3 separate regions of the Homo sapiens genome follow, and regions 1 and 3 are each linked to region 2. Evidence: chromatin loops called from intact Hi-C (ENCODE). Cell type or tissue: endothelial cell of umbilical vein. All regions are shown on one strand. Each heading gives the region's core, and the rest is flanking DNA. Links, peaks and the distances in the headings are about the cores only.

The links. Hi-C counts contacts between places; a loop is a spot of excess contacts. Peaks named below come from ENCODE experiments on the same cell type or tissue, not always from the same donor. Only the 100,000 strongest peaks of a DNase experiment are listed, where the experiment ranks them.
Region 1: it touches region 2 in a loop (21-fold over the local background); 23 of 110 quality-filtered maps call a loop at or near these places.
Region 3: it touches region 2 in a loop (9-fold over the local background); 19 of 110 quality-filtered maps call a loop at or near these places.

What each region holds. Positions count from the first base shown.
Region 1 is chr17:1,642,567-1,645,066 of GRCh38, forward strand. It overlaps SCARF1 (scavenger receptor class F member 1), which reads right to left. Exons shown (of 11, transcript NM_003693.4): 3 at 2,268-2,369; 4 at 876-1,401. Among named protein-coding and RNA genes, the nearest start is that of SCARF1, 1.9 kb to the right of the region's middle. In endothelial cell of umbilical vein, for the core only: a CTCF peak has its summit at 1,036; a DNase peak (open chromatin) is centred at 2,095; H3K4me3 peaks cover 1,696 bases; H3K27ac peaks cover 1,311 bases.
Region 2 is chr17:1,256,609-1,261,916 of GRCh38, forward strand. No RefSeq gene overlaps it. Among named protein-coding and RNA genes, the nearest start is that of BHLHA9, 11 kb to the right of the region's middle. In endothelial cell of umbilical vein, for the core only: a CTCF peak has its summit at 2,679 (motif pointing right); a DNase peak (open chromatin) is centred at 2,773; H3K4me3 peaks cover 1,040 bases.
Region 3 is chr17:1,121,963-1,124,462 of GRCh38, forward strand. The region is part of intron 2 of ABR (ABR activator of RhoGEF and GTPase); the gene reads right to left. Among named protein-coding and RNA genes, the nearest start is that of ABR, 57 kb to the right of the region's middle. RefSeq lists enhancers at 995-1,537, 1,538-2,079. In endothelial cell of umbilical vein, for the core only: a CTCF peak has its summit at 1,159 (motif pointing right); a DNase peak (open chromatin) is centred at 1,149; H3K27ac peaks cover 932 bases.

The DNA.
Region 1 (2,500 bases), core at 1-2,500, 380 kb after region 2:
CTTAACCCAGTCTATCATTGTTGGACTCGATCCACTTATTACCTACATATGGCTTGCTAGCAGTGCTAGTATATTTTGCACAGCAGTAATCAATGAAATGAGCAGGTGAGGCTGGACCTGGGGCAACAAAGCGTTTTTAAAAGTTTTTGTTTTGTTTTGTTTGAGACGGAGTCTTGCTCTCTGGCCCAGGCTGGAGTGCAGTGGTGCGACCTCGGCTCACTGCAACCTCCGCCTCCAGGGCTCAAGCGATTCTCCTGTCTCAGCCTACCGAATACCTGGGACTACAGGCGCAGCCCGGCTAATTTTTGTGTTTTTAGTAGAGACGAGGTTTCAGCATGTTGGCCAGGATGGTCTCGAACTCCTGACCTCAGGTGATGCACCCGCCTCAGCCTCCCAAAGTGCTGGGATTACAGGTGTGAGCCACCCCACCTATCCGACTTTTCCCCTTTCTCGTTCCTCTGCTTTGTATGTTTTTTGAGAGGAGCACCGCGAAGCCCTGACCCCTCCTCCCGGCGCCCCGCCGCGGCCACCTGTCTCCGCTCCGCCCCGCCCGCTCACAGGTCTCCGCGCAGCCTCGCTCACCTGTGTCCGCCTCCGCCCCCTCCCCCGACCGCTCACCTGTGCCCGCCCCGCCCCCACCCTGCCCGCTCACCAGTTTCCACCCCGCCCCCTCCCCGCCCACCGGTGTCCGCCCCGCCCACCGGTGCCCGCCCCGCCCACCGGTGTCCGCCCCGCCCACCGGTGTCCGCCCCGCCCACCTGTCTTCGCCCCGCCCCCTGTCTCCGCCCCGCCCCCCTGTCTCCGCCCCGCCCCGCCTGCTCACTTGTGTCCGCCCCCGCCCCGCCAGCCCACCTGTCCCCGCCCCGCCCGCTCACCTGTGTGCGCACTGCACCCCGTGGCTGCCTGCCGGGCAGGGCAGCTCGCAGCGCGCTCCGCGGAAGCCGGGCGGGCAGGTGCACTCGCCGGAGGCGGCGCTGCAGCGGCCCCGCACACACTCGCACTGCTGCTGGCATTCGGGACCCCACCAGCCCGGCCGGCAGGCGCAGCGGCCGGAGTCCTGCTCGCACGGGGAGCCGTGGCAGTTGCAGCGGAAGCTGCAGCGGCGCCCCCACCAGCCCGGCTTGCACACGCAGGCGCCCGTGGCCTGCTCGCAGCGCGCCGCCGCGGTGTTGCACTGGCACGGGCGGCGGCACGTGGACGACCACCAGCCGGGTTCGCAGTGGCACACGCCGGTCGCGGGGTCGCAGCGCCCGTGGGGGCCGCAGGCGCACGGGAACTCGCAGCGGGCTCCCCAGCGGTCGGCCTGGCACTGGCACGCGCCCGTGGCTGGCTCGCACTGGCCGTGCGGGTGGCAGGGGCAGCTCTCACGGCAGTCGGGGCCCCAGTACTGGCCCGGGCAGCCTGCGGGGGTGGGGACGGGAGGGGTCAGCGGGCTCAGGGCCGCGCGCAGACCCTTACCCTGCGTCCCCTTCCTCAAGGAAAAGGGGCGCTGGGCCCATCCTCCAAGAGCCGGGGACAGACCCTCAGAACATCCGGCAGCCTGTCCTGGGCAACACTCACTTCCTGCTCCGCTCTGACCTACAGAAAACCCTTAGCCATTAGTGGGAGGCTCAGCCTGCCACTTCACATTCCAGAACACACTCAGAGATCCTGAGTGGGCAGGGGACTTGCCCAGAGCGTGGCACCGAGGTTGGTGGGCCTTCCTCCATGCCTGCTCCTCCCTGCCGAGATGGATCTCTGCTGGGCTGGAGGAGAGCTGGCTTTCTCCTGATCTCAGGCCTGGATACTGCCCGCCAGGGTGTCGGGAGAAGCCACCTTTCCCCTAGTGATTCCTTGATTCCTGATGCCCACCCTCTGGCTCTCCTGCTTCCCAACCCCTTTCCCTTCCCTCTCTTTCTGCCAGAGAGGGCAGAGAGCCCAGCCAGGGGCCCCCTTCCATCCACTGCCCATGTATAAGGTATATGTGGGAAAGGCAAGTAATACACTCATTTTACAATGAAGGGGAATCACAGGTTTTCTGAGAAGTGGAAGAGGAAGATGCTCAGGTGGGCAGTGCTTTGTGGATGTGGGTAAAAACCCGGTGACTCAGGTCATCTCCCGGGAGTGTGTGTCACTTCCTGTCTCTGGACCGCAATTCCTCAGTGAAGCTGGGGGGGATTCTGGCCCTGCTGTCCTGAGGCTGCATGGCTACCTGCCTCGCCTGCTCCCACACCACTGCCCCCGTACCCAGCTCTGCCCAGCAACTTCATCTGGCCCTTGAGACTCACGGGAGCTGCAGTGGGCCCCAAAGAATCCAGGCTTGCATCGACAGAGGCCCGGCTTCACACACACCTCGTCTTTCTGGCAGGCGTCCGGCCCCTCACAGATGGCTGAAAGACACCCCACCCAGGTTGGAAAGACGGGAGCAGGACCAGGGGACACCCCTGCCCTCTCACTGGCTCCAGGGGCCATGCCTCCTCAAGAGGTGCCCCTTCAGGCCTGGGGGTGCGTCACAGGAGAA
Region 2 (5,308 bases), core at 1,505-4,004:
CTTTTTGTATTTTTAGTAGATATGGGGTTTCACCATGTTGGTCAGGCTGGTCTTGAACTCCTGACCTCAGGTGATCCACCCGCCTCAGCCTCCCAAAATTGCTGGGATTACAGGCGTGAGCCACCGCACCCGGCCAAGAGAGATCACTTTAGTGAGAGAACGGAGGGTGGACGCCAGGAAAACAAGCAGAAATGGAAACCACACCGGCCAGCTCCTGGCGGGTGGAGGTGCTGGGTGGGAGCAGTTTCCTTCCTGGCTTCTTTCTCCGGCGCTCACTGCAGCAGCTTCAAGGGTGAGAGTTGGAGGCCACAGAGCCGGGGCCCATCCGGCTGTATGTGTGCGGGTGGGGGTCGGGGGACAAAGGCTGACGCCCCATGCTCACCAGTCCACCCCTCGCCAAGCTTCCCCGGCTGCCCAGCACTTCCTTCTTCCTTTCCCTCACCTGCCAGACTCCTATCTCTGAGGCAGTTCTGATCTCTTTGATCATGTTCACCTGCCTCAATTTCATGCACATGAGGGAAATTTTTCTGACTCCTTGTAGGCCTGAAACCCCTTTTTTAATTCTACTTTTTTTTTTTTTTTTTTTGATGGAGTCTTGCTCTGTCATCCAGGCTGGAGTGCAGTGGCACGATCTTGGCTCACTGCAACCTCCACCTCCCAGGTTCAAGCAATTCTCCTGCCTCAGCCTCCCAAGTAGCTGGGATTACAGGAATGCACCACCGAACCCGGCGAATTTTGTATTTTTAGCAGAGACGGGTTTTTGCCATGTTGGTCAGGCTGGTCTTGAACTCCTGACCTCAGGTGATCCACCCGCCTCGGCCTCCCAAAGTGCTGGGATTACAGGCATGAGCCACCGCGTGCGGCCTATTTCTACTTTTTAGAGACTGGGTCTCGCTTTGTCGCCCAGGCTAGAGTGCAGTGACGTGATCTTTGCTTACTGCAGCCTCAAACTCCTGGGCTCAAGGGATCCTCCCACCTCAACCTCCTGAGTAGCTGGGACTACAGATGCATACCACCACCCCCAGCTAATTTTTTAATTTTTCGTAGAGACAGGGTTTCTTAATAATAATGATATGACAATATTGATTCGTTAATTGTAATAAATGTACTACAGTAATGTGATATGTTAATAACAAGGAAATGGGTTCAGGATACATGGGGGACTCTTGGTATTCGCTTCTCAGTTTTTCTGTACATCTTTTTTTTTTCTTTCTTTCTCTTTTGAGGCAAAGTTTCACTCTTGTCCCCCAGGCTGGATTGCAATGACACAGTCTCCACTGACTGCAACCTCCACCTCCTGGATTTATGCGATTCTCCTGCCTCAGCCTCCCAAGTAGCTGGGATTACAGGTGTGTGCCACCACATCTGGCTACTTTTTGTATTTTTAGTAAAGACGGGGTTTCACCATGTTCGCCAGGCTGGTTTCAAACTCCTGACCTCCAGTGATCCACCCACCTCAGGCTCCCAAAGTGCTGAGATTACAGGCAGGAGCCACTCGCTCGGCCTAGTTTTTCTGTACATCTAAAATCATTCTAAAAAATAACGTTCATTAAAGCACAAAAAATGGGTGGCCGGTCGCGGCGACTCACGTCTGTAATCCCAGCACTTTGGGAGGCGGAGGTGGGTGGATCACGAGGTCAGAAGTTCGAGACCAACTTGGCCAACATGGTGAAATCCCATCTCTACTGAAAATACAAAAAATTAGCCGGGCTTGGTGGCGCATGCCTGCAATCCCAGCTGCTCGGGAGGCTGAGGTGGAAGGATTGCTTGAGCCCAGGAGGTCGAGGCTGCAGTGAGCTGTGATTATGCTACTGCCTCCCAGCCTCAGTGACAGAATAAGACCCTGTCTCAAAAAGCAAAAACAAAAAACAAAAAAACACCCCCCAAAAACCCATGAAAGATCAAAAAGCAACTGGAGAGAGGGAATAATAGCTAGCGGCTCAAAGTGTACCTTCTGTGAGGGTGGGAGTGGAGATGCTTCCCCCACCGCCCCAGCAGCAGGGTTATCTTCAGACAGCAGGACGTGCAAATGGGTGCAGACAGATCTCTTTGTGGGCCCAGGCAGGAAGCTGAGGGTTCGCATCTGATGGTATCAATTTTTCCTCTGAGACAGGAGAGGTGGGCTACGTGCAATGAAACTGCGGGTTGTACATGATGAAGACCTGAAGGTCCTCCAAGAGAAGTGCAGGAAGAACCTGACCAGCGCAAAAGAGCAGCTTCCTCTCCCAGCACAGATGACAAGACATAAAACTTCAGCTTTTGCAGGGGCAGCCCCAGGTGGACAGCACCAAGCAGCAGGGCCTTAGCCCAACAAGAGGCCTGAACTGAGCGCTTCATGGGGTTCAACTTTTTTCTTTTTTTTTTGAGACGATGGAGTCTTGCTCTGTCGCCCAGGCTGGAGTGCAGTGACGTGATCTGGGCTCACTGCAACCTCCACCTCCCAGGTTCAAGCGATTCTCCTGGCTCAGCCTCCCAAGTGGCTGGGATTACAGGCGCCCGCCACCACGCCCGGCTAATTTTTGTATTTTGGTAGCGACGGGATTTCGCCATGTTGGCCAGGCTGGTCTCGAACTCCTGACCTCAAGAGATCCGCCCGCCCAGGCCTCCCAAAGTGCTGGGATTACAGGTGTGAGCCACCGCGCCCGGCCTGGAGTTCCACTTTCTGACCAGAAGAGGGCGCCGGGGTTCCACTTTTGTTCTTCACGCCCCACGTTTCTCTTTCCAAAGTTGCTAAGGTTTGGAGTCTAGGAATAAAAAGTTCCCTTCTGAGTCCGCCACAATGATGGCGGGAGGCGGTGGGAGGGTGGGCGATGGTTTTGTTCCTTTGCTCGTTCACCCCGGTGGGGAGCCGGGGAGCCAGGGAGCAGAGTGTGGGAACTGGGTGGAGATGTCTGCGGAACGGTCACCCGGACACGGGAACACGGCTCTGAACGTCGGGAGAGAAGCTGCAGCTGAAAGGAGACATTTGACCTTTAAGGGATTGTCGGAAGAAGAGGAGCCGATCAAAAGGGACAGAAAAGGAGTGAGTGGGGAGAGATGCCAAAGAGAGGAGCCCAGTTCCCGCCGGGCACGCGGTTCAGCCTGTAGTCCCGGCGCTTTGCCAAGCGAGGCGGGCGGAGTTCGAGACCTGCCTGGCCCACAAAATGAGACCCACCCCACCCCCATCTCTACAAAAATAAAATACAAAAATAAATTAGCCCGGCGTGGTGACGGGCGCCTGCAGTCCCAGCTGCTCGGGGGAGGCTGAGGCAGGAGAACGGCGTGAACCCGGGAGGCGGCGCTTGCAGTGAGCCGAGATCGCGCCGCTGCACTCCAGCCTGGAGACCGAGCGAGACTCCGCCTCAAAAAAAAAAAATTAAATAAATAAAGTAATTGAGAACGGAAGCTTTGCAGTCAGGGGAAACTTACTGAGACTCAGTTTTCTCATCTGAAAACGGGGCGACGGATAACAAGGACCGTGAAGAATCCCCCAACGCGGGCGCCCCAGCTCAGAGCCCGACCCTGGGAGGCTGGAGCCGAGGGAAGCGCCAGGAGCGGGGTCCGCAGCCTCGGCCCCTCCCGCGACCCCCACTTGCGGCGGGATTCAGGCGGCGGCGACCCCCGAGTCCCTCCCCTGGGGCGCCTCCCGACGCGTCCCGGCCCCGGTCTTAGCTCATAAATCTCCTTCACACAGAGGCCCATAAATCAGGGGCGGTGGAGGGACCCCCCAGCTCCCCGCCCCCGCCCCACTCCTGGAGAGGCGGGGGGGGGGCGCAGGAAGCCCCTGGGATGGGGACCGCGGCTTGTTAATTACAGGTCGCGGGGCCTGATTTATGGGGGGGGCGGGCCGCATGCTGCGCGGGGGCTGGGCATGTCTGGGGGAGCCCGGACGGGTTCCAGGAGGCCTGAGGGGCTCCCAAGTTCTCAGGGCCTTGTTGAAATGACAGTCTGGAGCGTGATCAACCGTAACATGTTCCTATGTAAATAAAATATAAACGTAATAATACGCATGGCTAAGGCAATGGAGAGACTGTGTGCCCAGCTGTGCTAAACGCTGTATCAACTCTCCAAATAGTTACTGAATGCCTATTGGGTGCCAGGAATCTTGTGTGTATATATATTCTCTCCCGAACCTCCCCAGGCAGCTCTGAAAGTTAGTCCTTACGGTTCCCATTTTGCAGATGGAGAAATGAAAAGAGAAGTGATCGACTTGCCCAAGTTCCCTTGATTAATAAGTAGTGGGTTCAGGAATCATACACCTCGTCTCTGTCCTCCAAGCTTAACCTGCTTGGACTAGGTTATCCTACCACCTGCTTCGCTGTCTTCCTGCTCCACCCATGAGCTGTGTGACGTTGAGCAAGCGTCTTAGCCTCTCTGAGCCTCAGTTCTCCTCACTGATAAAAGAGCATTCTGCCCTATCTACCTCACAAGGAGTTAGGAGGATCCAATTTAAAGGGAGTTTATGAAAGTGCTTTAAAAATTCTCTCTAAAGTTCTATATGAGGCTGGGTGAGGTGGCTCACGCCTGTAGTCCCAGCACTTTGGGAGGCTGAGGCAGGCAGATCACTTGAGGTCAGGAGTTTGAGACCAGCCTGGGCAACATGGTGAAAACCCATCTCTACCAAAAATACAAAAATTAGCTGGGCATGGTGGCATACGCCTGTAGTCCCAGCTACTTGGGAGGCTGAGGCAGGAGAATCGCTTGAACCGGGGAGGTGGAGGTTGCAGTGACCGAGATCACGCCATTACAATCCAGCCTGGGGGAAAAAAAATTCTGTATGAAAGAGTATTAGGCCGGGCGCAGTGGCTCATGCCTATAATCCCAGCACTTTGGGAGGCCGAGGTGGGAGGATCACGAGGTCAGGAGTTCGAGACCAGCTTGACCAACATGGTGAAACCCTGTCCCTCCTAAAAATACAAAAATGAGCCAGGTGTGGTAGCGTATGACTGTAATCCCAGTTACTCAGGAAGCTGAGGCAGGAGAATCACTTGAACCCGGGAGGCGGAGGTTGCAGTGAACCGGGATCTCGACACTGCACTCCAGCCTGGGCCACAGAGCAAGACGCCGACTCAAAAAAAAAAAAAAAAAAAAAAGAAAGAGTATTAGTTTAAGGTGACTTTAGGTACTGTAATGGATAAATCCCCAAATCTCAGTGGCTTAAACATGAAGATTTATTTCCTGCTCATGGAATCATTCATGTGGTGTCTCTGGTCAGGTGGTATTCCTGGGCAGCAATCCCCCAGCCATGATTGAGGGCCCCAGACTTCTTCCTCTTGTACCTCTGCCGTCTTCAGCTTGTGGCCCCCATGGCTGGCCTAGGGGACCTGAG
Region 3 (2,500 bases), core at 1-2,500, 140 kb before region 2:
CAAGATCTCGGCTCGCTGCAACTTCCACCTCCCAGGTTCAAGTGATTCTCCCGCCTCAGCCTCCTGAGTAGCTGGGATTACAGGCATGTGCCACCACGCCCGGCTAATTTTTGTATTTTTAGTAGAGACAGGGTTTCACCATGTTGGCCAGGCTAGTCTCAAACTCCTGACCTCAGGTAATCTGGCTGCCTCAGTCTCCCAGAGTGCTGGGATTCCAGGCGTGAGCCACCGCGCCCAGCCTGAGAGTAATAGATTTTCATCTGCGCAAAGCTTATCTGCTTTCCATCCTGGGTGGCTGAAGGAATAATAGTATGACACTTCATTTTCTAGGCCAACCTGACTAGGCCACAAGGTGTCCAGATACTTGTCCAAACATTAATCCGGACATATTTGTGAGGCATTTGGGATGAGGTTGATATGTGTATTGGTGGACTGAGTAAAAAGACTCCTCCCCAGTGTAGGTGGGCCTCATCCAATCCACTGAACACCTGAATTAACAAAAAGGCAGAATAAGAGGAAGCTCCTCTCGCCTGACTACCTGAGCGTGAGCTGGGATGTTGGCCTCCTCCAGCCTCCAGACTCGGACTGAAACACTGGCTCTTCCTGAGCCTCGAGTCCACTGGCTTATGAGCTGGAATTTACATCCCTGGCTCTCCTAGCTCTCAGGCCTTTGGACTTGGACTGGAACCAATATTGGCTGTCCTGGGTCTCCAGCTATTGACTGCAGAGATTAGGACCTCTAAGCCTCCATAATCACCTGAATCAATTCCTTCTAATACTTTTCTTCGTATGTAGATATAGATACAGATAACGCACACACCCTGTTGGTTTTGTTTCTCTAGAGAACACTGACTAACACAAAGACTCAACCTTGGGCTTCCCGTTGGCTGCATATTTGGGCGTGGAAGGCCCAGCGATAAGGCGGTGCCAGAAGCCAGATATCTGAATATCTACAACAATTGTCTGATTTGGTCCAGAAGTCCCCCCTGTTCCCAAGGCCCCAGCAGGAAGCCTGGTAGGGGAGGGGACCTGTTTGGCCAAATAAGCACAGCCAAGCCGCAGAAACCTCGGTCTTTTATTAATAGTGTTTTTAACCAAAACATCCCCAAGTACTCAGGAAGAGGCGTCAGCTCCCTCCAGGCACCCCGTGTAAACAGCAATCCCTGCAGAGTCCACTAGGTGGGGCCGGTGACCCAGCAGAAAGGGCAGAAACGCTCCCTGAGGAGGGAAGGCAGGTGCCGCGGATGGGACCTTTGCCCGGACGATCCCCAGGCTGGACAAGTGCTCCCTACTCCTGCCTTGCGTGGCTTCTAGTCGATGGTGTAAACATCAACCCTGGGGGCCACAAGCACTTTAGGGGGCAGTCACTCTAGCATCTCTGGATTTCAAGGTCCTCAAGCCAAGTGAGTCCCTCGTGAGCCACCAAGCAAGACGCACAGCCACCAAGTCAAGTTCTGCCCCGAAGCCCCGGAGCGCCAGGCGGGGGCATCTGTGCGTGACGCCCGTGATCTGTCTCCCGAGAGAAGGCACCTGCCAGCACCAAAGGAATCGGAAAATCGACGGACACGGAAACCAGTCATGGTGGTCACGCGACAAGGACAGGGCACAGGGACAGGGAGCAAAGAGGGAGGTGGCGCGGGGACAGGCAGCGGCAAAGACCCTGGCCCCACACCGGGATTCCGCAGCATCTTCCTGCAGCTGCTCACAGTGGGGTGAGAGCTGAGTCCCCCCGGGCGGGGCTCTGAGCCCTGCTGTGGTTTGAGAGCTGAAGGCAGAGATGGGAGCGAGAGTCTTCTCCTCCTTGCTCTCCCCTGGTTGGCCCCCGTTCAGGTCCCTGAACACCTGCTCTGCCTCCTTGGGTTACTATTTGTACCCTGAGCCCAATGCCTCCAGGAGAACCAGGGCAAAAACCCTGCCCCCGCAGGTCCGAGACGCTTGTCTCTAACCCGCCTCCCGTCTTAGGGCAGGTCAACAACACACTGACCAACCCCCTCGCCGGCCCCCTTGCCTCCCACCTGCCCCCCGCCAGCCCTTCCCACAGGTGCACGCCTGGACTGCCGCTAAACTCGGCCTCGGCCTCTGTTGCCATGGCAGCAATGTGGCTTCCCCCAAGTGGGAAGCCCGTTGCCAAGGCCCTTGTTGCCAAAGGCTATAACAGCCACCCCGGTGTGTGAAGAGGGGTGAGAGCTCTGTGGGGGGTGGAGGGTGGCCGGGGGGGCTGGAAGGAGCAGGGGGTTCTCAAGAATGGGAGGGTTCAGGCGGCCTCAGCTGGGGTGGGGGGGCACTAGCCCCTGGAGGAAGAAGAGGCAGCCCGTGGCATCTCAGCGACTGCTCCTCTGGGGACGTCAGAAGGCAGGACGGAGACCCCCTACAAAACACACCCGGACGAGCAGGACCAAGCAAGGATGGGGCACTCCCACCGCCTCCTGCAACACACACCCCCCACAGAGGACCGGCTTGGATTCTTCTCCCCCACCAGCTCCAGGCAAACAACCCCCAG